2 separate regions of the Homo sapiens genome follow, and region 1 is linked to region 2. Evidence: read pairs that join two places in POLR2A ChIA-PET (ENCODE). Cell type or tissue: HepG2. All regions are shown on one strand. Links, peaks and the distances in the headings refer to the core of each region. The heading gives the core; the rest is flanking DNA. Region 1 overlaps DOP1B (DOP1 leucine zipper like protein B). Region 2 holds the start of CLDN14 (claudin 14).

The links. ChIA-PET counts read pairs that join two places held together with the same protein. Peaks named below come from ENCODE experiments on the same cell type or tissue, not always from the same donor. Only the 100,000 strongest peaks of a DNase experiment are listed, where the experiment ranks them.
Region 1: POLR2A ChIA-PET joins it to region 2 with 5 read pairs; 1 of 35 experiments calls an interaction of 5 or more read pairs at or near these places.

The regions. Positions count from the first base shown.
Region 1 is chr21:36,231,285-36,245,722 of GRCh38, forward strand. DOP1B (DOP1 leucine zipper like protein B) reads left to right here. Exons shown (of 37, transcript NM_001320714.2): 15 at 1,520-1,791; 16 at 5,978-6,130; 17 at 7,317-7,417; 18 at 8,481-8,671; 19 at 13,764-14,438. Among named protein-coding and RNA genes, the nearest start is that of DOP1B, 82 kb to the left of the region's middle. RefSeq lists an enhancer at 8,655-9,154. In HepG2, for the core only: no CTCF peak of the experiment used is centred there; a DNase peak (open chromatin) is centred at 4,047.
Region 2 is chr21:36,470,979-36,486,988 of GRCh38, forward strand. CLDN14 (claudin 14) reads right to left here and starts at 9,144. Exons shown (of 2, transcript NM_001146079.2): 1 at 8,517-9,144. The region is part of intron 2 of CLDN14-AS1 (CLDN14 antisense RNA 1); the gene reads left to right. It also overlaps the pseudogene PSMD4P1. RefSeq lists enhancers at 1-2, 498-557, 7,423-7,472. In HepG2, for the core only: CTCF peaks have their summits at 8,146 (motif pointing right) and 9,118 (motif pointing left); DNase peaks (open chromatin) are centred at 9,213 and 10,823; H3K4me3 peaks cover 3,279 bases.

The DNA.
Region 1 (14,438 bases), core at 107-8,106, 240 kb before region 2:
TACCGATTCAGCATTCCTAATCCAGAAATCCAAAATCCAAGAGCTCCAGTGACTGTTTCCTTCGAGCATCATGTCAGTGCTAATAAGGTTTCAGGTTTTGGATTTGGAATTTTCAGATTAGAGATTCTCAACCTATATTTAAAGACTAGCTCAAATTGTGTAAGCCAAGAAGGTGCTATTGGCCTCATTTGTTCCCTTCCTCATTTGTAATTAGTACATTTTTGACTTGTGTCTCACCACATGGCAAAGTGGTAAGGGTGGGGCCTATGTTTTTAAACCCTGGGTGTCCAGCACAGCCCATCAGAAGACCTAGAACATGAGTGGCATTCAGTGATAGTAAATAGACTATTTCATGATGCCTGTTGATAAAGTTTTTTTTGTGTTGGGTTTTTTTGTTTTTTTTTTTTTTTTGAGACAGGGTCTGGCTCTGTTGCCCAGGCTGGAGTGTGGTGACACCAACTCAGCTCACTGCAACCTCCGCCTCCTGGGTTCAAGTGATTCTTCTGCCTCAGCTTCCCCAGTAGCTGGGACTACAGGCACGTGCCACTACGCCCAGCTAATTTTTTTTTTTTTTTTTTTTGAGACAGCGTCTTGCTCTGTCGCCAGGCTGGAGTGCAGTGGCGCGATCTTGGCTCACTACAGCCTCCGCCTCCCGGGTTCAAGTGATTCTCCTACCTCAGCCTCCCAAGTATCTGGGGTTACAGGCACACGCCACCACACCCAGCTAATTTTTGTATTTTTAGTAGAGACAGGGTTTCACCATGTTGGCCAGGATGGTCTCAATCTTTTGACCTCGCGATCCACCCGCCTAGGCCTCCCAAAGTGCTGGGGTTACAGGCGTGAGCCACTGCACCTGGCCCCCTAATTTTCATATTTTTAGTAGAGATGGGGTTTCACCATGTTGGCCAGGCTGGTCTCAAACTCCTGGCCTCATATGATCTGCCCGCCTTGGCCTCCCAAAGTGCTGGGATTACAGGCATGAGCCACCGTGCCTGGCCAATATTTTATATATTGGTTTGCTAGGGCTCCTCTAACAAAGTACCATAAACTGAGAAATTTGTCTCATAGTTCTGGAAGCCAGAAGTCCAAGATCAAGGTGTCAGCAGAGCCATACTCCTCCTCTGAGACCCTGGATGGAATACTTTTTGGCCTCTTCAGCTTCTGGTGCTGGCCGGCAACCCTTGGAGGGCTCCTCACCTTGCAGCTGCATCAGTCCCGTCTCTGCCTTTGTCTTCACAGGGTGTCCTCTGTATGTCCTGTCTTCCCTTGACATGTCCCTCTTACAAGGACACCAGTCATATTGGATTAGGGCCCACCCTAACAACCTCATCTTAATTTGATTACCTCTGTAAGGACCTTATTTCCAAATAAGTCTCACCAGCGGGAGGTTAGCGCACTGCTGTCCAGGTGGATTTCTCAGGTAACTTCCCAGATCTAGGGTGCTGTAGAATCTGCAGACTGGGGACCCATTCTCACGTGGTTCTGCTTGTTTCTGCCTCTCCGGCTGGCTTCCTTTCAGGAGCCGGTGATTCCAGTTTTCCATCTTGGCTGAAGTCCCTCATGACTATTTGCTGCTGTGTGACTGACTGCTACCTCCAGAACGTGGCCATTTCCACTCTGCTGGAAGTGATAAACCATTCCCAGTCCCTGGCGCTTGTCATTGAAGACAAGATGAAACGCTATAAGAGCTCTGGACACAACCCTTTTTTTGGCAAGCTGCAGATGGTGACGGTTCCTCCCATTGCTCCAGGGATATTGAAAGTCATTGCAGAGAAAACAGATTTCTATCAGGTATTTCCCACTGGGAACACTCTTCTTATGGCCTCCTTCTCCCCCTGAGCAAAACTCAGAACCGTATTGCTGGGGATGGGGGCAGTGGCCCACTTCTCTGAGAGTGATATTCTATAGGGCACTGGGCAGAGGCAGTAGCCTTTGGTCTTCCTCTCCCAGCATGTAACTTTCACCCTCCAGGAAAGCTACAGTGAGAGCAACTGGGGCCCCAGTATTCTGGGCCTGCCAGGACTGAGTGGAACCCCTGCCTGGGAGTGGGGTCTGGGTGGAGGCAGGGAGCCCATGACTCCTCCACTGCACTCACCTGGATTTAGCCTCTGCCACATCCAGCAGAGGGGTGGGAAGGTGACGTGCTGGTGGCCTGCCCCTCCCAGGAGGTGCAAAAGCCCTTGACTGGGAGCTGGGGAAAGAGAGCACCCTTTTGCTTGGCCACATGCACCAGAGTGGATAGTGACGTTTCCATGGAGCTAAGCTGGGGAAGGAAGGAGATGATGAGCAGGTCATGGCTCAAGTGCCATGACTCTTGCTGCTTTGACCGAAATGTCGTAGGTTTTCCGGAATAAATGTTTCTTTATTTCCTGAATGTCCTTTGGATAATTTCCAGACTCTAAATGGTTGGTTGTTGTTGGTTTTAAAATAATTTTCACCAGTTATGGTTGTGTTGCTTGGGAGAGGGTCTGTCTGTGGAACTCCTCACACCGCTCAGCTTTGGTTCCATGTGGGACACCATCTACGGTGTCAGGTCCTGGGGGAGCTTTTACTTAATTGCTCATTGACTTTTTTTGTTGTTGTTGTTGAGACGGAGTCCCGCTCTGTCACCCAGGCTGGAGTGCAGTGGCACGATCTCGGCTCACTGCAACCTCTGCCTCCCATGTTCAAGCAATTCTCCTGCCTCAGCCTCCCGAGTAGCTGGGACTACAGGCACCTGCCACCACACCTGGCTAATTTTTGTATTTTTAGTAGAGATGGGGTTTTACCGCATTGGCCAGGCTGGTCTCAAACTCCTGACCTCAGGAGTTTGGGAGGCCCGCCTCAGCCTCCCAAAGTGCCAGAATTATAGGTGTGAGCCACCGTGCCCAGCTGCTTATTGACTTTTGTACCACATTTCTTCTTCCTGCTAGAGTTGAGTCACATTAGATCTTGAATAGACAGAACTTGAAACCAGGACTGGAACCGCTATAAGCAGCAGTGATTAAGCAAGTGTCATCTTGGCCCTACATAGATCAGAGATCAGAAAATTTGGCATATTTACACTATATATAGGCACAGGGGAGAAAAAAGAAGAAAGAATTGAGATCATGAATCTTTGGAAAGGTACTCATAGAATAAAAGTGGCAGCATTAAATACATTCCTTTTATTTTGGGGCAGTGAGGGAAGCTTTTCCAAGTTCTTACTGAAGCCTTGATTTTTACTTTCATTTTCATGTAGTACATATTCAAGTACTTACCATTTGCCTGGCACTAGAGCATACTTTTCTTTTTTTTTTTTCCTTGAGACAGAGTCTTGCTCTGTTGCCCAGGCTGGAGTGCAATGGCATGATCTTGGCCTCTGCCTCCTGAATTCAAGCGATTCCCCTGCCTCAGCTTCCCTGGTAGCTGGGACTACAGATGTGCGCCCTCACACCTGGCTAATTTTTGTATTTTTAGTAGAGACGGGGTTTTACCATATTGGCCACGCTGGTCTCAAACTCCTGACTTCAAGTGATCCTCCCACCTCAGCCTCCCAAAGTGCCTTACAGGCGTGAGCCACCGCACCCGGCCAAGAGCATACTTTTTTTATTGACATGTAATATTGTATATATATATGGGTACAATTTGATATTCTGACACATTTATACATTGTATGATGATCAAATCATGGTAATTAGCATACCCATCACCTTAAGCATTTATCATTTCTTTGTTGTGAAAACATTCAGAACCCTCTCTTCTAGCAATTTGAAATACACAATGCATTATTGTTAGCAGTAGTCACCCTACTGTGCAGTAGAGTACCAAGATTTATTCCTTGGAGCACACTTTTATGTACTGTACAGTTCTTGAGAGTTGAGGACAGCGGCAGCTAGTGCCTGTCCCTGTTGCAGATGCTGGAACTAGAGACACAGCAACCTTACCCATAGCCAGGACGTGCCCCCAATTCTCAGACTCCAGACAGGGCTGTTGTCTGATCTTTCAGCCTTTTTTTAATCCTGCGGGAACAGCTCACATACCAGAGTTCCTGCTTCCCACAGTGCAAACAAGAAAAGGTCAGATAGCCCAAGGGTGCCCTGACCTTTCTTATCAGGTAGTGTTGGCAGATTTCAGATAACTAAGACAACACCCAGAACAGAGGAGTAGAGTAAGGTTTAAACATGTGAAGGAAGGCCCGGCTCGGTGGCTCACGCCTGTAATCCCAGCATCCAGCACTTTAGGAGGCTGAGGGCTGCTTGCTTGAGCTCAGGAGTTCGAGACCAGTCTGGCCAACACGGCAAAATCCCATGTCTAAAAAAAAAAAATACAAAAATTAACCTGGCATGGTGGCACACACCTGTAGTCCCAGCTACTTGGGAGGCTGAGGTGGGAGGATCACTTGAGCCAAGGAGGCAGAGGTTGCAGTGAGTTGACATCGTGCCACTGCACTCCAGCCTGGGGCACATAGTGAGACCCTGCCTCAAAAAAATATATATGAGGGAGTAGGTATGGATTTGTGATCGGCATCAACTCTCAAAAACCTTGCAAAAAAATTTTTTAAACCTTCCGGAAGGGAGTCTCTTGCATATATATTTGCCATAGTGACAGCAAGGAAGTCGGGGGGGGGGCGGTCTACGTAGTCAAAAAGTTATATATCAGAATTCAATTGTAATGTGATTGTTGGAAATCACTTTCCCTTAGAGAAAAAGTAACAAAATAATGGTTAGGAGTTTGAGCCAGTCAGTGGTTAACTTGATCTATGCAGAGAAAGACGGTTTTGTTGAGTAGAAATAAATGGGCCAAAGAAGTTATTTGATCTAAGTTATGCCTAAAATACTCCAGTCTATGAGATATAAACTTCATATAGTCTATGAAGTATAAGAATGTCTTTAGAAATTTAGAAATTTCCCTCCCGGAAGTGGGGACCAGCCCTCCTTCTGGGTCTCACCCTTGTTGGGGCAGGCACACTGGCTCCTGCTCCCTGCCACTTGGCAAGGGGCTGTAGCCCTTTGCAGACCATGCATGTTTAATGAGCTCAGTTCAGGGCTGGGAAGATGGAGGACACGATTTGGGGGTATAATAGTGTTTTGAAAGTGAGGCAGGCACCTGCCACAGCGTTGTGCAGGGAAAAGGGAAGAGTCAAGTTAGTGGAATTAAAGCTGGTAGGCGTGGCTCTTTATCCATGCTGCGTGGTAACCAATTCGAGCAGACCCCAGAGGTGACCAAGTGCTGTGGAGCTGAACCCCAGAATGAGTGATCTTGACAACCACTGTAAATTCACCAAACTCCCCAGAGGGTACATCTGTGCATTCCCCAGTGCCTGCTCGGCACCTGCCTGTTGAAAGAATGCTTCAACCCCTTTGGTCCAGTTTCCAGTTAATTCTCTTTCTGAAAGTAATGTTGAGGTTGAGGCAAGAGCTGCAGTGTTCTTAGTCGGCCAGAAACCTCCAGGTTTGACCTCCTATAACATTGCCTGCTGCCTGGATGACTTTGGTGGGTTTTTCCTTTTTTTCTTTTTTCTTTTTCTTTTTCTTTTTTTTTTTTTTTTTGAGACAGAGTCTCACTCTATTGCCCAGGCTGGAGTGTAGTTGCATGATCTCAGGATCTCAGCTCACTGCAACCTCCGCCTCCTGGATTCAAGTGATTCTCCTGCCTCACCCTCCCAAGTAGCTGGGATTACAGGTGCCCGCCGCCACACCTGGCTAATTTTTGTATTTTTAGTAGAGTTGGGGTTTTGCCATGTTGACCAGGCTGGTCTTGAACTCCTGACCTCAGGTGATCTGCCCCACTTCGACCTCCCAAAGTGCTGGGATTACAGGCATGAGCCACCGCTCCCAGCCTTTGGTAGGTTTCTTGCTTTATTTGTTGGTGATTTGTCTCTGAGCATGGAGGATTCTCACATGGCAAGTATAGGTGAGATCCAGTATGTCGGGGCTGGGACTGACTGAGTGAGGATGTGAGCGGATGTTGCCTGTGTTGACCTGGTCCCCCACCGCCTGCCTTTTCCTTGTCCCAGAGGGTGGCTCGTGTGCTTTGGAATCAGCTGAACAAAGAGACCCGGGAGCATCACGTCACCTGCGTAGAATTGTTCTACCGGCTGCACTGCCTGGCCCCTACGGCCAACATCTGCGAGGACATCATCTGCCATGCCCTCCTGGACCCTGACAAGGTGAGCCTTTCTGGCCGCCACCTCCATCCTGCAGCACCCCGGCCCCTGCTGTACGTGCCCTTAGCCAACTGACATCCATTCGGTCGAAGTCTTTCTGGGGCTGAGTGGACATCGTGATTAATAAAATAAGCAGAGGTGTTCTAGGATTTCAGTACTGGAAGGCCACTAGAAGCATGAGCCATTCTTTTTACAGCCCTGGAAATGTGGTTTGTGACCATATTGAGGCTCACCAGGGAAACCTGCCCAAACTTGCTGGAAGGACTTGCAGGGCTTCTGCAGGTGTTGGCAAAATAGGCAGTTGTAGGGAATTTATTGTCCCTTTAAGAACTTATTGAAGCAGGGCGTGGTGGCTCACACCCGTAATCCCAGCATTTTGGGAGGCTGAGGTGGGAGAAATTGAGGCCAGGAGTTCAAGACCTGCCTGGGCAACATAGTGAGATCCATCTCTACCAAAAATAAATAAATAAATAAGGCCAGGTGCAGTGACTCACGCCTGTAATTCCAGCACTTTGGGAGGCCAAAGCAGGCGGATCACCTGAGGTCAGGAGTTTGAGACCAGCCTGGGCAACATGGTGAAACCCTGTCTGTACTAAAAATACAATATTAGCCGGGCATGGTGGCACATGCCTGTAATCCCAGCTACTCGGGAGGCTGAGGCAGGAGAACCACTTGAATCTGGGAGGCGGAGGTTGCGGTGAGCCGAGATCGCGCCACTGCACTCTGGTTTGGGTGACAGAGCAAGACTCCGTCTCAAAAAATAAATAAATAAAAATAATAATAAACCAATTTTTTTAAAAGAATATATTTTATTGAGAATTTATCGTCCTGGGTCTCCTTTCCAGTCTGTTGTGTCTCCTCGTTCTTTAAGACACTTGGGCCTGACACTTGCAAGGAAGCCATGCTCCTTTGTGTTTTCCTTTGGCTGCAGACCACAGGGGTGACCCTGGACTCTAATACTGAGTTCTGAATGTGCCGCTGTGTTAAAGTGAACAATCAGAGAGAGAGGATGCAGGTTCTCCTTTTCCTTCTGGCCGAATCAGTCAAAGGAGAATGCAGCGTCTTTGCTGTGGTTGCTGTCAGTTCTGCTGAAGTCTTTGATCTATTGTTTAAATGGGGTTTATGGTGACTGAAGACAGTGGTCAGTTACAAAACCAAGTTCCTCACTCCCATGTATCTCCTCATCAAGGGAACAAGGCTGGAAGCTCTGTTTAGATTTTCCGTGATCTGGCATCTGACAAGAGAGATCCAAGGCAGTCGAGTAACATCTCACAATCGCTCCTTTGATAGGTGAGGCGGCCTTCGTTATGATCTACCGTTAACTCACGAGGAAACTCCACAGAGGTGCCTGCCCAACGTGTGGGGCTGGGGAGGGAGAGGAGCGTGCAGTTGAAAACATGAACCCATATGACCGGGTGTGGTGGCTCACGCCTGTAATCCCAGCCCTTTGGGAAGCCGAGGCGGGCAGATCACTTGAGGCCTGGAGTTAGAGACCAGCCTGGCCAACATGGTGAAACCCCATCTCTACCAAAAATACAAAAATTAGCTGGGCGTGGTGGTGGGCACCTGTAATCCCAGCTACTTGGGATGGTGAGGCAGTAGAATCACTTGAACCCGGGAGGCAAAGGTTGCAGTGAGCCGAGACTGCGCCACTCCACTCCAGCCTGGGTGACAAGAGCGAAACTCCATCTCAAACAAAGAAAAGCTGACCCCTGCACATGACCCCTCCGAGCACAGCCAGTGGTTCCCATAAACCCCTAAGTGAATTTAGGCCAGACACATGTGAACACATGTTAGGAATTTTCTTAATTTGGTTGGGATGTGAGGAATCCTGGCATGCCCCGGGATCACCTGTGCAGCTTTTACGGCATGCCCCTATGAGGGGACTTTGCAGGGAGGTCAGATGGCCTAGACCTCCCCTGGAGCAGTGACCATACTTGGTGTGTGTGCTTGTCCCATCACTGTCTCATGCTTAAGAGGTGAACTTGATTGCAGCCCATTGTATTCCACATTGTTTTTCCCGAGTGCCTCTGAAACTCTAGGTGTGAGGCCAGGCACTCGGCCTTAGAGACACCAGCTGATTCTGATGCCTGAGGCCCAGGCCCAGACTCAGATATATAACCCATTTGGGGTGAGGCCTGAGCATTGGGATTTTAAATGCTCCCACTGGTGATTCCAACGCGAAACCAAAGTTGAGTCCCCATTGTGCTCATCTACTTGGGTCTGGAAGTCCAGCTTGGGTGGAGGTCCTAGGGTACCTGTGTTGGGTGACGCCCTATGCCCAGTGTCTGCCACGGTGCCTGGCGCACAGGGGTGGCTGCGAGTGAACTCACTGGTGTGTTTCCCACTGCAGGTCCTTGTTTGTCGTGCTGGACAGCCTGGCCTGCACGGATGGTGCCATCGGTGCGGCAGCCCAGGGCTGGCTGGTGCGTGCGCTCTCCCTCGGGGACGTGGCTCGCATCCTCGAACCCGTGCTCCTGCTGCTGCTGCAGCCAAAAACCCAGAGAACCTCCATCCACTGCCTCAAGCAGGAGAACTCGGCCGGTGAGCAGCCTGCACAGGACCCGAGGGTGAGGGAGGAATGGGTGGGGGGACTGGACCTCAGCAGTGATAGCTGAGAGACTGAGGCCCACTAGGGGGTTTTGTTAGATGCAAATGGTACTTTGTAAATTGTGAGGACTTCGGCAATTTAAGGACCTAGTGATCTAGCATTTAGAACTATTAGGGAGTGGGTTTGCTGTTTTCACTGAAAAACCAGATTGTTTTGTTATTAAAAAAGGAAAGTTGGCCAGGCACGGTGGCTCACAACTGTAATCCTAGCATTTTGGGAGGCTGAGGCAGGTGGATCACCTGAGGTCAGGAGTTCAAGACCAGCCTGGCCAATATGGTGAAACCCCGTCTCTACTAAAAATACAAAAATTAGCCGGGCGTGGTGGTACATGCCTGTAATCCCAGCTACTCAGGAGGCTGAGGCAGGAGAATCTCTTGAACCCGGGAGGTAGAGATTGCAGTGAGCTGAGATGGTGCCACTGCACTCCAGCCTGGGTGACAGAGAGAGACTGTCATTCATAAATACATAAATAAATAAATAAAATAACTTATTTGTGAACCTTCAACTACAAGGTAAGTGGTTTATTTTCTATCTGTGCTCTAAGATTCTTTTAGACTATAAAATCTTGTTAATCAGATTATCAGAAATGAAGAAGAAATAAACCTTTCAGTTCAGAGAACTTCCAGAGGCATCTTTAACACAAACATAAAAGAATATAGGTAGAAATTAGGAAAGAAAAGAAAAACTAAATAAGCCTGATGAGTCAATTAAACTTCAGTGATTAATATCTAATGCATTTTATGAACTAACATTACTTCCTACAATAGCTGTATTTAATGACTTCACAATTTTCTAAGGGATGGTTTGCAAACTTTGAGTGAGTTTGTTTAGCTTGAGGCAGAAATTTAAAAATAATAATAAGAAGAAGTACTGCATTCATTCATTCCAAGAAAAGTAACAGACAAGGCTATAAGAAGGTTGTAGTGACCTAGTCTAAGAAGTAAAAACCAAGGCCCAGAATGTGGCAAGACAAGGGTTAAAAAGTAAAGAAGGGCTGGACGGTGGCTCACCCCTGTAATCCCAGCACTTTGGGAGGCTGAGGCAGGCAGATCGTGAGGTCAAGAGATCGAGACCATCCTGGCTAACACGGTGAAACCCCATCTCTACTAAAAATACAAAAAATAAGCCAGGCATGGTGGCAGGGGCCTGTAATCCCAGCTACTCGGGAGGCTGAGGCAGGAGAATGGCATGAACCCAGGAGGCAGAGGTTGCAGTGAGCCAAGATCACACCACTGCACTCCAGCCTGGGCAAAAGAGTGAGACTCCATCTCAAAAAAAAAAGAAAGAAAAGAAGAACAAGTTTTCCTCTGCCTAGCAAGCTCACTTCAAAGACAGTTATAAGCTAACGCTGTTCGAGAAGTTGAAACCAAAGGAATAAGCTCCAGACACCCCCCTCTCCAGATCAAGGGTGAAGGAAAAAAAGGACAAATGTCTGTATTTAGCCAGTTCTTGTTTTTTCTTATCCTGTATTTATCTTAATCTTTTTTTTTTTTTTTTTTTTTTTGAGACAGAGTCTCGCTCTGTCACCCAAGCTGGAGTGCAGTGGTGCAATCTCGGCTCACTGCAACCTCCGCCTCCCGGGTTCAAGTGATTCTCCTGCCTCAGCCTCCTGAGTAGCTGGGATTACAGGCATGCACCACCATGCCTGGCTAATTTTTTTTTCTTTCTTTCTTTTTTTTTTTTTTTTTTTGTATTTTTAGTAGAGACAGGGTTTCACCATGTTGGTCAGGCTGGTCTCGAACTCCTGACCCCAAATGATCCTCCCGCCTCAGCCTCCTAAATTGCTGGGATTACAGGCATGAGCCACCACGCCTGGCTATCTCAATCTTATCTTACAGAGAAAAGCAACCCATTAGCTAAGTAAGCAGAGGTGTGTGAAATGGTTTCCTGTCTTTATAAGGCTCCTGGCCTAAACCTCTAACCTCTGGTTTTCCTTTAGGGGAAAAGCTGGCTGCCCTATCAAATAGGAAACATTTTATTGTTCCACATTGTAAGAAAGTAAAACTGAAAGAAGTGTAAACAAAGAACCTTCTTAAAAGTTTGGCTACTATTCATGGCAGCTACATTTTTTAGTATTTCTTTTTCTTTCTGTTTTAAGAGGAAAGCTCTATCTCCACAGTTCCTTGGGCATTATTATTATTATTATTATTATTATTATTATTATTATTGAAGAAGAGTCTCACTCTGTTGCCCAGGCTGGAGTACAGTGGTGTGATCCCAAGTCACTGCAGTCTTTGCCTCCCAGGTTCAAGCAATTCTCCTGCCTCAGCCTCCCAAGTAGCTGGGATTACAGGCGCTGGCCACCACAGCCAACTAATTTTTTGTATTTTTAGTGGAGACGGGGTTTCACCATGTTAGCCAGGTTAGGTCTCTAACTCCTGACCTCAAGTGATCCATGCGCCTCTACCTCCCAAAGCGCTGGGATTACAGGTGTGAGCCACCATGCCCAGCCTTAGTTTTGGTATTTTTAGTAGAGATGGGTGTTTCGCCATGTTGGCTAGACTGGTCTTGAACTCCTGAGCTCAAGTGTTCCACCCGCCTCAACCTTCCAAAATGCTGGGATTACAGGCATGAGCTACTACGCCTGGCCTTCCTTGGGCTTTAAAAGTTCCCCAGCACTACCTTGCTGCTTCCTCTAATCTGTGTTTCCTGCTGACCACAGAAATGGTCTGCTACCTCCGAATAGGAGAGAACATCTTTGCTCTGCCATTTTCTTTCTCTGAAAAAAATGATAAGTGTCCTGCTTACCCCACCCTATTTCTGTAATCCTGTAGAAATCTATTTTTAAAATACTGCTATGCACTTCAAGCAGCTCATCAATTTCTGATGTCTGATTCTTCTTCATTTCTTGATCTTGCTTAATGTCCATGGCATAGAGTTTTTTTAAAGCTCTTTTGTGTGCCTTTATCTTGTTTGATCATCCTAAAAACCTTATGAGAATGACAGATTTCTTCTTTTCTTTTTTTTTTTTTTTTGAGATGGAGTCTCACTCTGTGGCCCAGGCTGGAGTGCAGTGGCGCAATCTTGGTTCATTGCAACCTCTGCCTTCCAGGTTCAAGCCATTCGCCTGCCTCAGACTCCTGAGTAGCTGGCATTACAGGCACGCGCCGCCACGCCCAGCTAATTTTTGTATTTTTAGTAGAGATGGGGTTTCGCCATGTTGGCCAGACTGGTCTTGAACTCCTGGCCCCAAGTGATCCGCCCACCTCAGCCTCCCAAAGTGCTAGAATTACAGGTATGAGCTACCATGCCCGGCTCATGGCATAGATTTATTGAACACTGCTTATTTAAAATGTTTGGCAATATCAAAGACTTTTGACTCACTAATTTTTTTTTCCTTTTCTTCTTTTTTTTTTTTTTTTAAATAGGCAGTGGTCAGTGGCCTATTTGACTTCTCCTAAAAAAGACTTCAATATTTTAAAGTGTCATACGTTTTCTGATTATAGAAGTACTAACATGGTTAGTTTTAAAATGGAAATAATGAGGACATAAAAACCTAAGTGGAAGTCCTTTGTAATGCTAGTTGATAGAACTAGGGATTGTTAATGGCTTGCAGGTAGTCTCCCAGACTTTCCTAGTGGCTGTGTATTATACATACTCTCTCCTAACTGGGCTCATTCTACATAATACTCTTCTGCTGCTTGATTTTTTTTTTCCTTTCTTTTTAGAGACAGGGGTCTCACTCTGTTGCCCAAGCTGGAGTGCAGTGACACCATCATAGCTCACTGCAGTCTCGAACTCCTGGGCTCAAGAGACCCTCCTGCCTCAGCCTCCCGAGTAGCTAGGACTACAAGTGTGTGTCACCATACCTAGATAGCTTTTAAATTTTTTCTAGAGATGGAGTTTTTCCATGTTGCCCAGGCTGGTTTGGAACTCTTGGGATCAAGCAATCCTCCTACCTTGGCCTTGGCCTCCCAAACAATCCTCCTACCTTGGTCTCCCACAGTATTGGGATTACAGGCATAATTCACTGTACCTGGCCTGATTTTTCCTTTCCTTTTTTTTTTTTTTTTTTTTTTTTTGAGACAGAGTCTCACTCTGTTGCCTAGTCTGGAGTGTAGTGGCATGATTTCAGCTCACTGCAACTTCCATCTTTCAGGTTCAAGTGATTCTCCTGTCTCAGTCTCCCACGCTGGGACTATGGGCACGCACCACCACGTCCAGCTAATTTTTGTATTTTTAGTAGATGGAGTTTCTCCATGTTGGCCAGGCTGGTCTCAAACTCCTGACCTCAGGTGATCTGTCCTCCTAGGCCTCCCAAAGTGCTGGGATTACAGGCATGAGCCACCATGCCACCACACCCAGCCTCCAGTTTGTCTTTATACACATGTGACATTTCGGTGAATATCCACATCCTTATGGCTTTGAAAGTCTTCTGCTGACATTTCTGCAGGATACATTTCTGTTTTTTTGTTTTTTAAGACGGAGTTTCGCTCTTGTTGCCCAGGCTGGAGTTCAGTGGCACAATTTCAGCTCACTGCAACCTCTGCCTCCTGGGTTCAAATGATTCTCCTGCCTCAGCCTCCCGAGTAGCTGGAATTACAAGCACCTGCCACCACGCCCAGCTAACTTTTTGTATTTTTAGTAGAGACAGGGTTTCACCATTTTGGCGAGGCTGATCTCGAACTCCTGACCTCCGGTGATCTACCTGCCTTGGCCTCCCAATTGCTGGGATTACAGGTGTGAGCCACTGCACCCGGCCAGGAGACATTTCTTGAAAGAGAATTCCTAGGAAAAAATAATACGTATTTTTAAAAATTGCTCCCCTCCAAAAAATTAAAATACTTAAGTTTACTATAACAATGTAACTAAATGATCCCATCCTTGAACATTCTGTAAAACCTATCCACCTTCCTTTGTCTACTTTTGTCTGTAATGTAAACCGGACTCTGGTGGTGGTGTTTCATGTGAGAATTTTAGGAATATTGATCTTTCTGTCTGGCTTTAAGACAAAGACCGCCCTACAGCTAATGTATCATAGCTGACCCTTCTGTCTAAAGTCATTTGTCATCTTGTAATTTTCAGATGACTTGCACCGTTGGTTTAACAGGAAGAAAACCTCTTTCAGAGAGGCATGCGCAGTGCCCGAGCCTCAGGAGAGCGGCTCTGAAGAGCACCTGCCTCTGAGCCAGTTCACCACAGTGGACCGTGAAGCCATTTGGGCCGAAGTGGAGAAGGAGCCCGAGAAGTACCCGCTGCGAGGCGAGCTGAGCGAGGAAGAGCTGCCCTACTACGTGGAGCTTCCAGACAGGACGGCCCACGGCGCCCCGGACAGCAGCGAGCACACCGAGTCTGCAGATACAAGCTCCTGCCACACGGACAGCGAGAACACGTCCTCCTTCTCCTCCCCTTCCCACGACCTGCAGGAGCTGAGCAACGAAGAGAACTGCTGTGCACCCATCCCCATGGGGGGCAGGGCGTACCCCAAGCGCTCGGCCCTGCTGGCGGCCTTCCAGTCAGAAAGCTTCAAGGCTGGGGCCAAGTTAAGCCTGGTGCGGGTGGACTCGGACAAGACGCAGGCTTCTGAGTCGTTCTCCAGCGACGAGGAGGCGGACTTGGAGCTCCAGGCCCTCACCACATCCAGGCTGCTAAAGCAGCAGCGGGAAAGGCAGGAGGCCGTCGAGGCCTTGTTCAAGCACATCCTGCTCTACCTGCAGCCCTACGACTCTCGGCGGGTCCTCTATGCCTTCTCGGTGCTGG
Region 2 (16,010 bases), core at 4,359-12,358:
AAGCAAACAAACAAAAAAACCTCATTTGTGATTATAAGAACTGCGTCCCCTTCCAGGACAGGCATTGAGTGTGATCTGGTGGCTTCACATTTGTCATTGATAAAAACAGGCCAGGTGCAGTGGCTCACACCTGTAATCTCAACATTTGGAAGGCCAAGGTGGGAGGACTGCATGATTCCAGGAGTTCGAGGCCATTCCTGAGCAGCATAGTGAGATCCTGTCTCTACAAAAAACAAACAAACATAAAAACAAAAAACAAAGCCATGGTTAGCTTCATGTCTCAAAGTGTGGAGGACAAAATCTAAGGAAAAGGTAGAGGACATGGAGAAAGAAGAATCTGGAAAGTCCCCTGCAAATTTGAAAATTCAAGTGCAAACACAATCTATAGTAAGTAAGCCATATAGTAATCAAATGACTCAGCTTCTCCAGGCTTAAAAAGTGTGTGAATTCACTTAGCTCACAGAGAGTTTGGGGGGGCTCATGTCTCCAGCTTGTGTGCAATTGGCTGGGGTATAATTGGTGACTGACCTTTTCAGGCTGGGTGTCTGGTTTTCTTAAGTCAACATGTCTTGATTTCATAGAGCATAAAAGCCCCAAATTTGGGGCAGAGTCCAGATTTGAATAAGGTGACTCAGAAGCCTGCTGAAGCTTTACCTTGGAAATCCAGCAGAGCCCACTAGGCTCCGCCTTTAGTCAGGACTTACAGCAAAATAGAAAAAGAAAGCAAACCCCAAACAAGCAATAGGACATTGTCACACCTGGCTGAAAACCTTCATGAATTAGACAACTATTCTGTGAATTTCGTAAGCCTCTGAAAATTATTTACTTGAGAATTGAACTGGGGATAAACTGCAGTGGTTAAAATGTGTCAAATGAAAACATAAGGCTAAGATTTTCTAATGGTAAGGAAAATACTATTAAACATGAGGTTTAAAACTCATTCTCTGTAAATTTAGCCTTTGAAGCCCAGGTGCTCCAAAGCAGTTAGTTGTTAATGATAAGAGTAAAAACAGTCATAGTTAAAGTTCCAGAGTGTTTATGATATGCCAAACATGTGCTAAGTGCTTCTGTGGGCATGCAATGAACTCTTAAACAAATCGCAATGCGCATTTTGCCATCTTTATTTACAGATAGGGAAACTGAAGTGTAGAAAGGTTACATAACTTGTCCAAGGTTACGTCTGGGCTGAATTAGGGAGACCAAACAGGAGGTTCTTGTGATCTTTCAGGTAAGAGATGCCAGGAGGCCGAGCCAAGGTGGTGGAAATAAAGGTGGGTGCCAGGAAGAGGTCAGTTTCTATATTCAGGTGAGGCTAGCGGGATGTGCTGATGGTTTAGCTGCGGGGTGTGAGACACAGGTGCCTAAGGTTATTGTCTTGGGCAACTGGAGGAATGGAGTTGCCACTTATTGAGAGCTTGAAGAGGGTTGGAGATCTGGGTTTGGAGGATGTGATGATCAATTTTTTGTGTCAACTTGGCTGGGCCATGGGGTGCCCAGATATATGATTGAACACTATTCTTCATGTTTCTGTGAAGTTAGTCCTTGGACAAGGTTAACATTGAAAGCAGATTGCCCTCCATAGTGTGGGTGGGCCACACCCAGTCAGGTGAAGGCCAGACTGGAACCAGAAAAAACTGGTGTCTCCATCAGCTCAGGCTGCCACAACAAAATACCACAGACTTGCTGGATTAAGCCACAGAAATTAATTTTCTCACAATTCCGGAGGCTGGAAAGTCCAAGACCAAGGTTCTGGCTGCTTGGGTTCCTGGTGGAAATTCACCTGACGTCTTCTTTGCATGCAGGCAGAGGAAATCTTTCTCTCTTTCCCTTCTTTTTAGAGCACGAATCTCATTGTGAGGGCACCCACCCTCATGACCTCATTGAACCCTAATGACCTCCCAAATGTCCCGTCTCCAAATACTATCACATCGGGGCTTAGGGCTCCAACATAGGAATTTTGGGAGAATGCAAATGTTTAGTCCATAACATGCAGCTTCACCTGAGCAAGAAACTCTCTCCAACAGACTGTGTTTGACCTTTATTTCCAACATCAGCCCTTCTCAGCTCTATAGCAGGCTGCCTTCCAACTGAAACTGCAGTGTCCGTGATCCTGGGTCTCCAAACTGCTAGCCCACCCTGCAGAATTTCATTTTATAGATGGGCTCTTGCTATATTGCCCAGGCTGGTCTTGATCTCTCAGGCTCAAGTGATCCTCCCACCTCAGCTTCCTGAGTAGCTGGGACTACAGGCATGTGCCATCACACTTGGCTAATTTCTAAAAATGTTTTATAGAGATGGAGGTCCCACTATGTTGCCCAGCCTGGTCTTGAACTCCTGGGCTTAAGCAATCCTCCAACCTTGGCCTCCCAAGGCTGTTGGAATTACAGGTGTGAGCCACTGTGCCTGGCCCACCCTGCAGATTTTGGACTTGCCAGCCTTGAGAATCATGCAAGCCAATTCCTTAGAATAAATAGATCTCTTTCTATATAAATGCATATTCGATTGGCTCTGTTTCTCTGGAGAACTCTGACTGATACAGAGGATGAAGGGCAGAAGAGAGGAATTTTCTTTTGGACTTGTTCAGTTTGAGATGTCTGTGCCTACCCACCTGGGGATAACCATGGTTGCATATGTAAGTGCAGGGTTCAGGGAGGGACTGAACTGGAGAAGTCTGTTTGTGTCACCACCGCATGGAGATGGGATTAAAATATGGGATGGAGTCTCTTAGGAGGGAACGTTAGATAGAGAGGAGCAGGGGCTCCAGGGCTGATTCTAGGAACCCTCCAACATCAGGGGAGGGATGAGGATAGAGGTAGGAAGAGGAGCCAGCCACGGGCTGTAGGAATGGGCGATAGTGAACGGTCAACCCAGAGGAGACTGGTGAGGGAGGACAGAGCTCCATGTTGGAGAGAGCAATCTACTCTGTCAAGTCAAGTAATCTGATAAATCAAGTCATCTGAGCACTGAGAAGTGGTCACTGGATTAGCAACATGAAGGAAATTGGAGACCTTGATAAGCTCAGTTTCGGCGGAGTTGATTGGAGTGGGTTCAAGAGAGAATAGGGACAGAGGGACAGGAGGGAATGAGCCCAGAGAATTCTTTCAGGAACTTGGACCCTCCAGGGGAATCAGGAAATGAGGCAACAGTTTTAGGATGGGTTCCAGGGCCCATAGACCTCAGGATATCTGTCAACTCAGCCAGGAAAAAAAGTGACATCTTCTATTTCATCTACCTCTCACTGACAATTAGCATTTCCTTCAATCCTGAATGTAGGCAGCCACCTACAGCAATATGACCAGTGCCTGTGCCTTAATCAGCAATAGAGACCATGATATTTTGCATCGCATTACAGGCGTTGCAGATACCTGCAAAGGACATTTATCACTCTAACAATTTCAAATGATACTTATAAGATGCTTGCTAGACCTCATGATGTAATGCATTAATAAGGAAGGTCGTCCATTACTAGGAACAGAATTGCACTAAAATATTTTGATAACTATGTTTTACTATAATTCACTTCCTTTATAATCCTGCATGTTATGTGTTATATTACACATTTAAAAGTATTGTGCTGAGAAGAATACATCAGCTTCGCCAGATTGCCAAAGGAATCCCAGGCAATCCCCATCCCGCCACCCAGAACAACACCGATAACAAAAAACTAAACCAAAAGAGTTAGAAACCTCTGCCAGTGGGATGTGTAGGCAAGAGAGGACCCTTGTTTTGCTGTTGTTTTGAAGATGAGAGGCATGGAAGCATGTTTGCATGCCTGAGGAAATGGTTCAGCGAGGAGGGAAACATCTGTAGGGGCAGTAGGGATCCTGTGTGCACATGGAGAGACCAGCTCTGACCAGCATGCAGAGAACTCACTCCAGAACGGGAGGGGAGGCGGGAGCAGGAGGCTGGGGGAGATGTCAGTGGGCAATAACGCATGTTCTGAGTTTGCTCCAAGTTTCTCAGGGAAATAAGAAGCAACATGATGTCTTGAGACAGGAGATGGGGGAGGAGGTGCGGGAGGCTTGAGCACAGAGGAGGAGACCATGGTCATCCAGGAGAATGACCGCAGGCCTGGACCAAGTCAAGGGGTCAAGTGCTAGTCAGTGCCGGGTGCAGGTGGGGCAAGTGGTCCTGCGGGTACCATAGACTATCACGCCGGACAGCCTTTCCCAGCACCATCAACTGCACTGCGAGGGTCCCAAGTGGACAAAGGGCTGGACTGGACCTGGTGGGGATTTTCCTAGGGGAAAATGATGAAGGCAGACAGCCAAGGGAAATATGCGTGCACACAAAGGTGTGAACATCATGGCGGGCCGTGGCGTCAAAGCTGGGATGGAGGGACATTGAGGACAATAGAGAAGGTCTGTTCATCGTGGAGAAGTCACCTGGATCAGTGGCTCTCCACCCTCCTGCTGTAGCCGCAGCCCTTGGAGAGCTTTAAAAAGATCCGGATGCCCTGGCTACCTCCAGAGATTCTGATTCGCTGACTGGGGTGGGGTCCATGCATGGGAATTTTCGAGCTCCTCTCCCCCACCCGGTGATTCTGATGTGCAGGCAGGTTTGAGAACCAATGGCTTATTTATTTCATTAAAAATTATTTTTCACTCTGTTGGCCAGGCTGGAGTGCAGTGGCACAATCACGGCTCCCTGCGGCCTTGACCTCCTGAGCTCAAGTGATCCTCCCGCCTCAGCCTTCCGAGTAGCTGGAACTTCAGGTGTGAGCCACTGCACCCAGCCCCGCTGGCTTCATTGATTTAACTTTTTTTATTTTATTTTATTTTATTTTTTTGAGACAGAGTCTTGCTCTGTCACCCAGGCTGGAGCACAGTAGGATTACAGGTGCACGCCACCACACCCAGCTAATTTTTGTATTTTTAGTAGAGACGGGGTTTCACTCCGTCTAGGCTGGTCTCAAACTCCCGACTTCAAATGATCTGCCCTCCTCGGCATCCCAAAGTGCTGGGATTACAGGCATGAGCCACCACCGTACCTGGCCTGATGTAACTTTTAAAGGTCCTATTAGGAGCTTTAAAGAGTCCAAAACGGTTTAACAGAGAGTCATAGTTCAGATGTCTGTTCTGCTGGGCCTGCCTGCTGAGTGCAGGCTCTCTTTGGGATCTCCTGAGATGGAGACAGGTGTCTCTGGCCTGTCCCTGGAATATTGTCTCACCTACCCATAAGGCTAGGCTCTCCCACTCCCTTCGCTTGAAATCCTCTTCTCCAGCTACAATCTTACCTTCCCTCCTGTGGCCCTGCACCCTTGCCTTCTGCCATCTAGAAAAAGTGGTTGGGGGGGTGGTTCTTTATTTATCTTGCTGCCTTCTGGCTCTTACCTTCCCAGAGCCCCACGGAAGCCTGTTCTTACAACCTGGGTCCTCTTCCTGGGACCCCAGCCCACTGTGGGCACTGAGCCTCCCTCATTGTTAATCTTGGCCAAGAAGTTACCCCACAGGCATTTATATTTTAATGGATGACTATTTTTTTTTTTTTTTGAGTCAGAGTCTCACTTTGTCACCCAGGCCGGAGCGCGGTGGTGCGATCTCAGCTCACTGCAACCTCCGCCTCCCAGGTTCAAGTGATTCTCCTGCCTCAGCCTCCTGAGTAGCTGGGATTACAGGCGCCTGCTACCATGTCTGGCTAATTTTTGTATTTTTAGTAGAGACCAGGTTTCACCATGTTGGTCAGGCTGGTCTCGAACTCCTGACCTCATGATCCACCCGCCTTGGACTCCCAAAGTGCTGGGATTGTAGGCGTGAGCCACTGCCCTCGGCCCATGGATGACCTTTGAAAACAAATCTCCTCCTGGCCCAGGCCCCAAAGCATACACTCACAGTGGTGAGAATGATTGGGTGAGTCTTCCAGAAAAGCCTGTGATAGTTTGATATAAAGACATTTAGAATTAATTGGGTCAGGTATGAGATTTCAGATTGCAGAAATCCTTGTGTAAGCAAAGGCCTTGCAGCTAAAGTAGTGCATGGCAGGTGTGGCTTAGCCTTTAGACATACACACAGTGGCCAGATTGTGCATTTGCTCTGAAGAGTACCAGGCCCTGTAGGTTACCTTTGCCTGCTCTCAGGACTTGCTAGATAATTTGCAGAACCCAGTGCAAAATGAAAATACAGAACCCCTTGTTCAGAAATTATTAAGAATGTCAAGATGGCGTCTGCAGAACATCAAGCCAAGTGCAAGCCTGTCTGAGCACGGGGCTCCCTGTAACTGCACAGATCATGTGCCTGTGAAGCTGTCCCTGCCTGCTATGGACATGCTGGGAACTGGACATTGGGATTTTCCCCCCTTAAAACAATGAGTGCATTGAGTTAGAATGTTGAAAGGAACAGAGACGCTCTTGCAGTGTTCTGTAGAATCGAAAATATGGTTTCATATGTTTACTTTACCTTCATTTAAGTGTAGCCCTGATGCCTCTGCGAATATCTGCCATGGAAGAGCCTTTTAAAAACAAAGCTCTTGCTGGTCTCCAGTGCCCAAGAGTGGCCGCCAGTGGAAACAGACCTGGTGTTCTAAATCTCAGTTTTTGTTTCTTTCTTCTTCCAAGAAAGCTGTAGATGAGCATGTGCACTTCCAGGCCTAGAAGGGAACAGCTGCCTCTGGGTGGCTCGCCTCTTTGCACAAGGGGCTCAGCTCAGAGCTTCCCCTAAGCCTGGCAGGTCCCCCCGACACTTCTCTTGGGAATGAAGTGGACAAAGTGAGTGAATGAGCCTCAGCTTCTCCTGTCTTTTTATAGAGTCACCCGACAGGGAGAGATAAAGGAGGTGGTAGCAGCTTAGGCCCAGGAGCCCTCTCAGCAAATGGCCCAGAGTAGAAAATTCCCCACACTATGTTGCTGTTGGTCACCCGGTGAAAAGTCCCTGGCCCTGGCAGCCACTTGTCCTGCAAATGGTGCGAGTGAAGAATCCACAGATTAGCTGGAAGGAGGAACGTTTGAGTTTGAAAACGCCAAGAATCATTCCTGAACTGGCAAGGCTGGCCACCTGCGTTTTAAAAACACATTGGCACTAGCCTTGAAAACAGACTTTTAGACTTCTTACTCTGCGTAATGAAAGATCTTTTCTGATATATAGGCAACAGAATGATTTTTTTAAAAACAATAATGGACATATTCCATTTTATTGATCTTTACCTAAAAACTAAAAACTAACTGGAAAACAGGAAATATTTAATAGTGACATTTTCATAGCACCAAAGGAAGAATCTACGTGTCTTCCTTTTTATAGATTTTTCTGTAGATGTCTTAAGAAGCATTGAACCCTTTATACAGATGGGTAAATAAAACACAGTAAGCTTGAGATATGCAAATCAGATTGGAGCCAGATAAGGATGGGGGCTGGCGCTGGCTTCAATTCTGACTAATCTTGGGCAAGCTGCTCAGCCTATTACTCACTGTCTACACAGGAATGACTGTCTACATAGGAATAGCTCCTCTGCAGAGACATCTAGAAGATGCTGAGATAATATATGTAAAAACTGACAAGCCCTTTGGGACAGATACCAGCAAATGCAAGGCGTATGCTATGGAAGTTTTATCATCCTAACAGATAAGCCCGTCCCCAACTCCAGTGAGTGACTGAGAGACACGGGCATGAACGCTGAGCTCAGATGACAGCATCTTTTCACAGCAGACCTGGGCCCAGCCCCTGGAAGCACACGATGATGAACTGTCCTCTGGTTTCCCAAGACTTCAAAAATGAAACCCAGTGATCAAGAGATGTTTGGCTTTGAACACTGCGGGAATTAAAGCCAGCACCCAGTTAAAGCCAGTGAGGACAGCACTCCAAGGTTTGGGGACGGTCTCAGGACACTAATCCTGGTTCCTTTTCTATTTTGCCTGGGTCCCTCCTGCCCATCCTGGGAAGCCGTGGCAGCTGTTGGGGATGTGGGGCCCCAGGTAACTGAAGGATTAACTCACGTCTCAAATTGCATGGCATTTCTCCTCTTCAGCACCATTTTTTACCCTCATTGAGAGAGATCTATCACTTCCCCCCCTCTCCTGCCATGCCAATATGTGTCTGTGTTGGAGGGCAGGGGTGTATTTAGGGAGCAGGAGAATGTTCCCAAGTCTGGAAACTCGGAACAGTCTGCCTGGCCCTCTTTGCAGAAAAACGAGGGAGTCCCAGCAGACAGAAGGGGGCAGTGGCGCTGAGCTCCCCGAGCTGAGCTGTGGCCTCAAAACACTGAACAGATTCAGTCCTTCCTCCCAAACAGGCCTGGTAAGCGATGAAAAGAGTTCTGCCCAAACACTCAGGAACTGGATTATTGTCGTTCCTGGCTCATTAGGAGCCTGGCTGCCCTCATGCCAGCTGCGTGGGGTCCTCTGGAGGCCACCCAGACCAGCCTGCAGCTTCCTTTCCTGTAGGGGCCAGCACGGTCCCTTCCTCTGGAGAACGCTCGGACCCCTGGCTGCATGCACATCTAACCGGCAGGGCCTAAGGGCTTCCAAAACAGATGACTGTCAACCCCAGCCCGCCCACCCCACATCCACAGCTTCACCCCAAACTCACATGCAGAAAACCTCGAGTCTCATCTTCCTGTTCAGGTCCCTTGCCAGCCGGAGCCGCTCTGGAGCCTGGCTGGACTCCAGCTCCCATGTGCAAGAGGACTCAGCCGGGACGCTGCCACCCTCCTGCCTTCCCTCTTCTGCCAACCAGACGCTTCCAGGACGGAGTATTTGAGAGAAAATTGTCTAGACAATTACAGTGTTCCTTAGAATGGCCTGCGTGGGCACACGTGCCACTTGGTTAGCTAGCATGAGAGGAGGTGGCTTGGCCAGAGCAGACATTCAAGACCAACCAGAAATGTCATTTCTGCACTGTGGAAAAAAAATGCACGATACACCTGAACCTGGGCATCTCCTTCCTAACACGCGCTCAGGATCAAGCCTCCCCTTCCCAGCCTGGCAGGGTTGCAGGGCGTCCATAGTCCAGCCTACGCCTGCCCAGGCTCTCGGCTCCGGGTCCATTGGCTGTTCACACTCACTTCCCTGTGTCCTGGAACTGCCTGATTGTTGTAGATTACTAAAAATCCACAGCTCATTCCCTCCTGCGCCCTGACCACCTGCCCACAGCGACTGTGTCCTCCTCTGAGCCACCACCTGGCGGTTGTCCTCACACTGCTTTGGACTTTTCTGCTATTGAGTAACTCAGCTTCTCAGCCTTTAGGCTGCTATGGGCCCTAGATGCATGCTGGTCGATTCTGATCAACGAGCAACTGCTTTTGTTTGTTTGCTTTTTTCTACAGCTGCAGCTGTGGGTGATTCGGATGGTCTGTTGGTGGAATGTGGAGCTGGACGGGTCAAGGAGCACAGTGTGGAAAGAGGGACAATTTGCTACAAGTTGGAGATAAGAGACATGGCATACTGTGAAACCAGTGCTGACGGAAGAAGGTGACTTTCTTGGAAGGTCAAGACACTTGCTTGACAGCGATGTCCAGGAGGGCTAGGGAGAGTTCTGCTGGAAGTGAAGGCAGCACCTGAGGGTGGCTGAGGGAACTGGTCAGGGCTGGGAACGCCTCCAGCCCTTTGAGGAATGATTCGCTGATTAAGAGATGTTTGGCCTTGAAAATTGCAAGAATGAAATCTCTTGGTGGGAATGTGTAGCCAAAAGCCAGCACCCTGAGTGGCTCCAAGGTTTGGGGACCCTCTCAAGGCACAAATCCCAGTTCCTTTTCAATTTTGAAAATCGTTGTGGGCGATTCTGGAATTGAGAAGTGTGCTGAGAGCCATGGATTTAACATGACAAGAATTTCCGCCCCTTCGTCACTGAGCACACCGCAAATGCTCCAGGGCCAGGGACTTACTTGGGCTTCTGCGTGTCTTCCACAGTGTGCATCAATCCGCCGGGCTCTGGTTGGTGTTTAAAAAAAAAGATGCAGCGAAGGAATCTGGTGTGGACAAACGCCCTGGGCATGGACCAAAAGCCTGGCCCTTGTGTCCCTGGCAATGGGACGGTGAAGGACAGAAAGACAGCACATCCAGTAGTGTCAGGAGCTTGGAGCAGGCATTCGGAAGCATCTGTTAAATGTTATTGATGGAGGATTGACATAACCCACATCTGCATAGCTTTTTTGGTCTGTTTTTGGAAGTGAACAGTCACAAACAAAAACAACTTTGGTTCAGGTCATTTATAGGCCCAGATCCTCTATCCTTAGAGGTTTCCCACCAGATATACTATTTCACTATCTATGCCAGGAAAGTTACGTAAAACCACGCAGAATTTTACCTGACAACGAAATAGACCTTTTCGTTAGATCCTCCACCCCACCTAAAGCAGTTACACAGGCTGAAATGAAACTGTTAAAGGAATGAACTAACTTGGAGATAGAATCATCGCCTTTGCTGAACACCATTTTAAGAATATTGGAATATATAGGGGTACCAGCATAATAGTAAAATGTGCCCATATTATCTATAATTTTATGCTGGGCACTTTTTAGAAATTATTTTTTATAACTTTGTCTTTGAGATGATTTGGCTACAAGTTCATTACATTTAGTTTACAACTGGCTTTGATTTCTTGGCATTCGTTGTGTATTATTAGGAAACCCCGCAGAGAGAAAATGTAAACTCCAAATTGCTTTAAAATATTATGATAGTTTTTAGGGATATTACACTGTGACAGTGAATGAAATGGACGTAACGTTCTGTTTTGTAGATATTTTGTGAAATCTTTATTAGTCTTGATTTTCTTTGGAACAAGTCATTCCTGTTCTGGGCTGAAGCCTGAAAATTCCCTGACCTGTGACCCTGGCCCAAGGCTCCTCTTGGATAAAACAGTGTTTCCTGGACCAGAGGGCAAAGTCACAGAAACATGATGTGACGAAATCTAAATAGAAAGGTATTGATTTGTTCTTCGTTCATCAAATAGTTATTGGACTCCAGCACGTATGAGTAGCAGGGAGCCTGGCTAGCACTACACCTTCCCCTCCTGCCTCTCAGGGTCAGGGCCACAGGCACACACAGAGCGAGGGAAAATGAGGGGGTAGAGAGGCTGGTCCCGAGTCTCCAGCCCTTCTCTCCCAATCCTCTCCCTGAGTGGGCAGGGAACTCTTCTCTTGGCTCCTCCAACTTCCATCAACGTCTGCCCTTGGGTCTGGTTTTAAACTCTAAGGTGTAAATGACTCATAATGGCTCAACATTTTGTCCCTCCCAAGAGGTATTTTTAAGTCTAAGGAATAAAGATTTAATAGTAAAACTTCGAATGCCAATCAGGGGTAAGTGAGGATTTGGAAGAGGAAGGTCTTGAGCATTTTCCTAACACTGCTAAAATCATCCCATTGAGTTAGGGCAGCAACTATCCTGATGGGCTGGGTATGATGGAAGTTAGTCAATGTTTCAATAGATGGATGGATGGATGGATGGATGGATGGATGGATAGACTGACGGATGGATGGATGGATGGATGGATGGATGGATGGATAGACGGATGGATGGATGGATGGATGGATGGATGGATGGATGGATAGATGGATGGATACATAGATCACCTTTATTCTGATCTCAACTGGTCTTTGAAGCTTGATTCATTTTTTGATTTCTCACGGAGCCAGACTAGGGTCTGACACATTAGGAAGCTGGCAAAAGTTTGTTGACTAAACAAATTAATGAAGGGAAAATTATGTATGCAGAGATGCCTGGGGTTTGGGTTACCGTTTTGGGTCCCCTTTGATTTGAGCGACACACATGCTGACAACTTGAGTCTGAAGTTAGTGGATCCTTAGCTAACTTGCTAGAGTAAAGGTTGTGGTAAAACTTGACCTTGCTCTATTCATCAACAGCATATCCTGTGAAAGTCACGACGCTTCCATGAAAACCTTGGTGCTAGGCCTGTGATATCTTTGCAGAGGTCTGACCTAAGGAGACTGCTTGTGTCAATAGTAACAACAATCACAATTGTCCTGAACACAAAGGCAGCATTCTTTGTGTGCTAGCTGTGGTTTTAAGCATATTACGTCTATTTACTAATTTAATCCTGAAACAGCCTTTGCTTTAGGTACTCCTATTAACCTCATTTTATGGATGGGAAAATAGACTGTGAGAAGTGAAGTCACCCGCCCAAGGTCATACACCTGTAAGTGGTGGAGGCAGGGTTTGAACCGAGCACACTGGCCTCACTTCGTGGGCTCCTACCACTACGCTGCCTCATGTTACTACCCTGTATCCACCTCCAGAATGAGTTGGCAGCTGCAAGTTCTCCCCAAGGCCCCACTGCAGCCCTTGCATCTCAGCATCAGCTCCTTGCACGGCCAGGTGGTGTTGTTTCTGACTCGGGGTCTGCATCTCTCTCTGCGCCGCTGGGTTCAGGAGGCCCTGAGGAGCGAGCCCGGTCCAGTGCTAGCTTCGCAGCTCACAGCCCTTGGGCAAATGTTACAACTGGAGGGCTGCACAAATGCATCATGTGGTTTCAAACCATGCGTCTCTCTGAGCAGGAATTGCTGGAATGGGCCTCAGAAAGTTCCTGACCCTTTGTCTGGGGTCACAGGGTCTGTGTCCAGTGAGGCCTAGAGGCCACGTGAGGTCCAGAGAGAGAAGCACAAGGCAGCTGCTGAGGCCTCATAGGAACCATGCGGTGAAGGAACCAGGGTTTCTTCTTTCTCCATGGCAACTAGGAGTGCAGGTCAGCCTCGGAAAAGGATCCTCCATCTTTGGTTAAAAGAACGGTGAGCCCAGGTTTGGTAATGATGTAGCTGTGTGAGTTGATGGATGCAAAGTGCCCGGCGTGGTGCCTTATCCATCGTAGGTATTGCCGAAGGAGAGCTTTTGTCACCCCTTCCTGGAGAGGGGTGTTGTGGTTTGTGGGTTGAGACCTTTTGGATTCCTGGCATTGACAATGGCACTATTTGGGGTGGGGACCTTCTTGTTGGAGGAGTCTCCTTCCCTCCCTGCTGGTGATATAGGCAGGAAAAGAAGCCAAGAACTAGGCCAATTGCAATAAAGAAAGAAAGAAGCACCTTCTGAGCCTCTCTTGCCCTGTAAGGAGCCAAGGGGGACAGGGCCAGATACGGACCCACTGCAGGGATGGGCAGTCTCCGCCCTTCACTGAGGAGGATGCAGGACTTATGGCCCCACTGGGCGGCAGGGACACAGGAACCTAGACTGTCCATGCTCAGACACGGTCTGGATTTAGAACCGTAGGCCTTGGGGCCGTTTTCAAAAAATAGACCCTTTCCTTAGGAAAATCCCACAAAACTGCCCCAAAGACGAGTGAGGTAGGAAGAGCATGAGGCTCGGATTCTATTTACGCATGCATGTCCATTAGATTCTGGATTCAAAAGCCCCATGTTCTTGGGTTTAAGATTGTACTTTCTGACGTGAACAGTGAATTGCAAATTCAGACTTAAGAGATGGTTACTTTTCCACCAAGAGAACAGCCCCGAAACTTGGCCAGAGCATTGGTGTTTTGGTGCTGCTGTAACACAGTGCCACATGCTGGGAGGCTTGAGACAACAGACATTTGTCTGTTGCCTTGCAGTTCTGAAGGCCAAGAGTCCAAAACCAAGACGCTAGCAGGGCTGTGCTCCTCTGAGACTGGGTAGATGCCTTCCTGGCCTCCTCCAGCTTCTGGTGGTGGCCAGCAATCCTTGGCATTCCTTGGCTTCCAGCATGACCACTCCAATCTCTGCCTTTTTCATGACATGGTGGTCTTCCTGCATGTCTCTCCTCACACGTCGTTCTCTTCTTATAAGGACACCTGTCAGATTAGATGAGGGCCAATTCTAAGAAGCTTTTTTTTTTCTTTTTTGAGACAGAGTTTCATTCTTTCTTGCCCAGGCTGGAGTGCAATGGCGTGATCTTGGCTCACCGCAACCTCCGCCTGCCGGGTTCAAGTGATTCTCCTGCCTTGGCCTCCCGAGTGCTGGGATTACAGGCATGCACCGCCATGCCTGGCTAATTTTGTATTTTTAGTGGAGGCGGGGTTTCTCCATGTTGGTCAGGCTGGTCTCAAACTCCTGATCTCAGGTGATCCGCCTGCCTCGGCCTCCCAAAGTGCTGGGATTACAGGCATGAGCCACTGTACTGGGCTGATAAGGGCCAATTCTAATGGGCTCATCTTAACTTGATGACATCCACAAAGTCTCTGTTTCCAAATAAGGTCACATTCACAGGCACCAGAAGGTAGGGCTTCAATATGCATTTTGGGGGACAGACTTCACCCACTGACAGCCATATGTGTTCTTTACAGTTGCCACTATTTCTATGACTTGGAGTGAGACTGTGATTTTGTTTTTCTTTTTTTTTTGATGGCGTCTTAGTCTGTCACCTAGTCTGGAGTGCAGTGGCGTGATTTTTGGCTCACTGCACTCTTTGCCTCCCAGGTTCAAGCGATTCTCTTGCCTCAGCCTCCCAAGTAGCTGGGATTACAGGCATGCACCACCATGTCTGGCTAATTTTTGTATTTTTAGTAGAGACAGGGTTTCACCATGTTGGCCAGGCAGGTCTTGAACTCCTGATCTCAAGTGATCCACCCGCCTCAGCATCCCAAAGTGTTGATATTACAGGCGTGAGCCACTGTGCCTGGCCAAGGCTCTGATTTTCGTTAGGATCAGACGGATCACTTCTGTCACCAGCGATACCTGAGTACAGGTTAATCAATACAGCAAGATGTTGCACTAGTGATCGCAGCAGTCAAGTTCATTTCCAAATACAGAGCGAAAGCAAGGTGCCTTCCCAATCCTCTGCTCTGTCCTGTTTTCTGTCTCGGGACACCCTGTCATCCTCAGACAAGTGACAATGAAGAGACAGTAAAGGCAAACCAAGTCACTGTCCAAAAATTGCACCACCTACCTTGGAGAGCCTCTCATTTCCCATCAGATATGAATGAAAGATCAGATATAAACCTGATGGGAAATGAGAGGTTCCATTTCCTTTTTTTTTTTTTTATGTTGCCAAGCTTTATTTAGGCTGTAATGGTTACAGATAACACACATCTAACCCTATATTCTCTGCGTCCCATGCAGTCCCCTGAGCAGGCTCAGCTACCCTTTCCCTCCAGTCTCACTTCTTGTCTTCCTCCTTCTTGTCCTTCTTGCCATCCTTGGTGGCCTGGCAGGCCAGGGAGCCCACAGCGTTTCAAATGGCTTCATTGTTGGGATCCACACCTGGGAGGTTCTCCAGGACACTCTGAAGGAACTCAGGATCCTGCATCACGTCGTAATCATCCTCCTCCTTGGCTGGCTGGCAAGTGTCCATGGCTGAGCTGGCATCAATGTCTACTGATTCCGCCTGGCCAAACTCTGCTCCTGCAGGGACATCTTCATGACATAAGCAATCCCCTCTTCCTTAGGTCAGGAAGTCCGGTATGGCCAAACTCTTGTTGGCTAATGGTCATCTTCAGCAGGACCTCGTCTGAGCCTTCAGTCCCAGTTGTAGCAATCCTGGCCTCAGCAGCAGAGGCTGCAGCTGCTCGTCTGGGCTCCTCATCCTGCCGCTGCTGCTGCTCCTCCATAGAAACCCGAGGGCCAAGGCCAGCTGAGGATCAGCACTGGGATCTACTCCAAATTCAAAGTCACTGGCACCGAGACCCAGCATGGCACCCCCTTCCCCAGCCAAAATCGGAGAACTGATGAGAGCATCAGCCAAGCTGGGCCCAGGAGGCACTGCCACCAGATGAGAACCGCTTCCATCTTTGCCATTCAACGTGTTTACAAAGGCTGTCAGCTTTTCTCTGTTCACCTCCTCTTCCCCCAAATTTATCATGTCAACATTTACTTTCTCCTTCTTGAGGAATTTAGCCAGTTTCACCAGATCCTTCTCATTGCCTTTGGGCTTCCCACGAAGGCAATGATATGCGTCTTGTGATTCTTGCCCCGTCAGCGCTTCAGAGCCAGATGGGCCATGTGGATGCCAGTGTAGAAGGTGATCTTGCCCTTGGGTTGGACGGTGTGTAGCTTGGACAGGATGCGGCCGGTGTCTAGAGTGAGTGTGGTCAGCACTTCACAGTCATTAGCCAGTGTGATGAGGGCCATGTTGTTCTCAGGGTTGCTGTGGATTTTGTTTAATT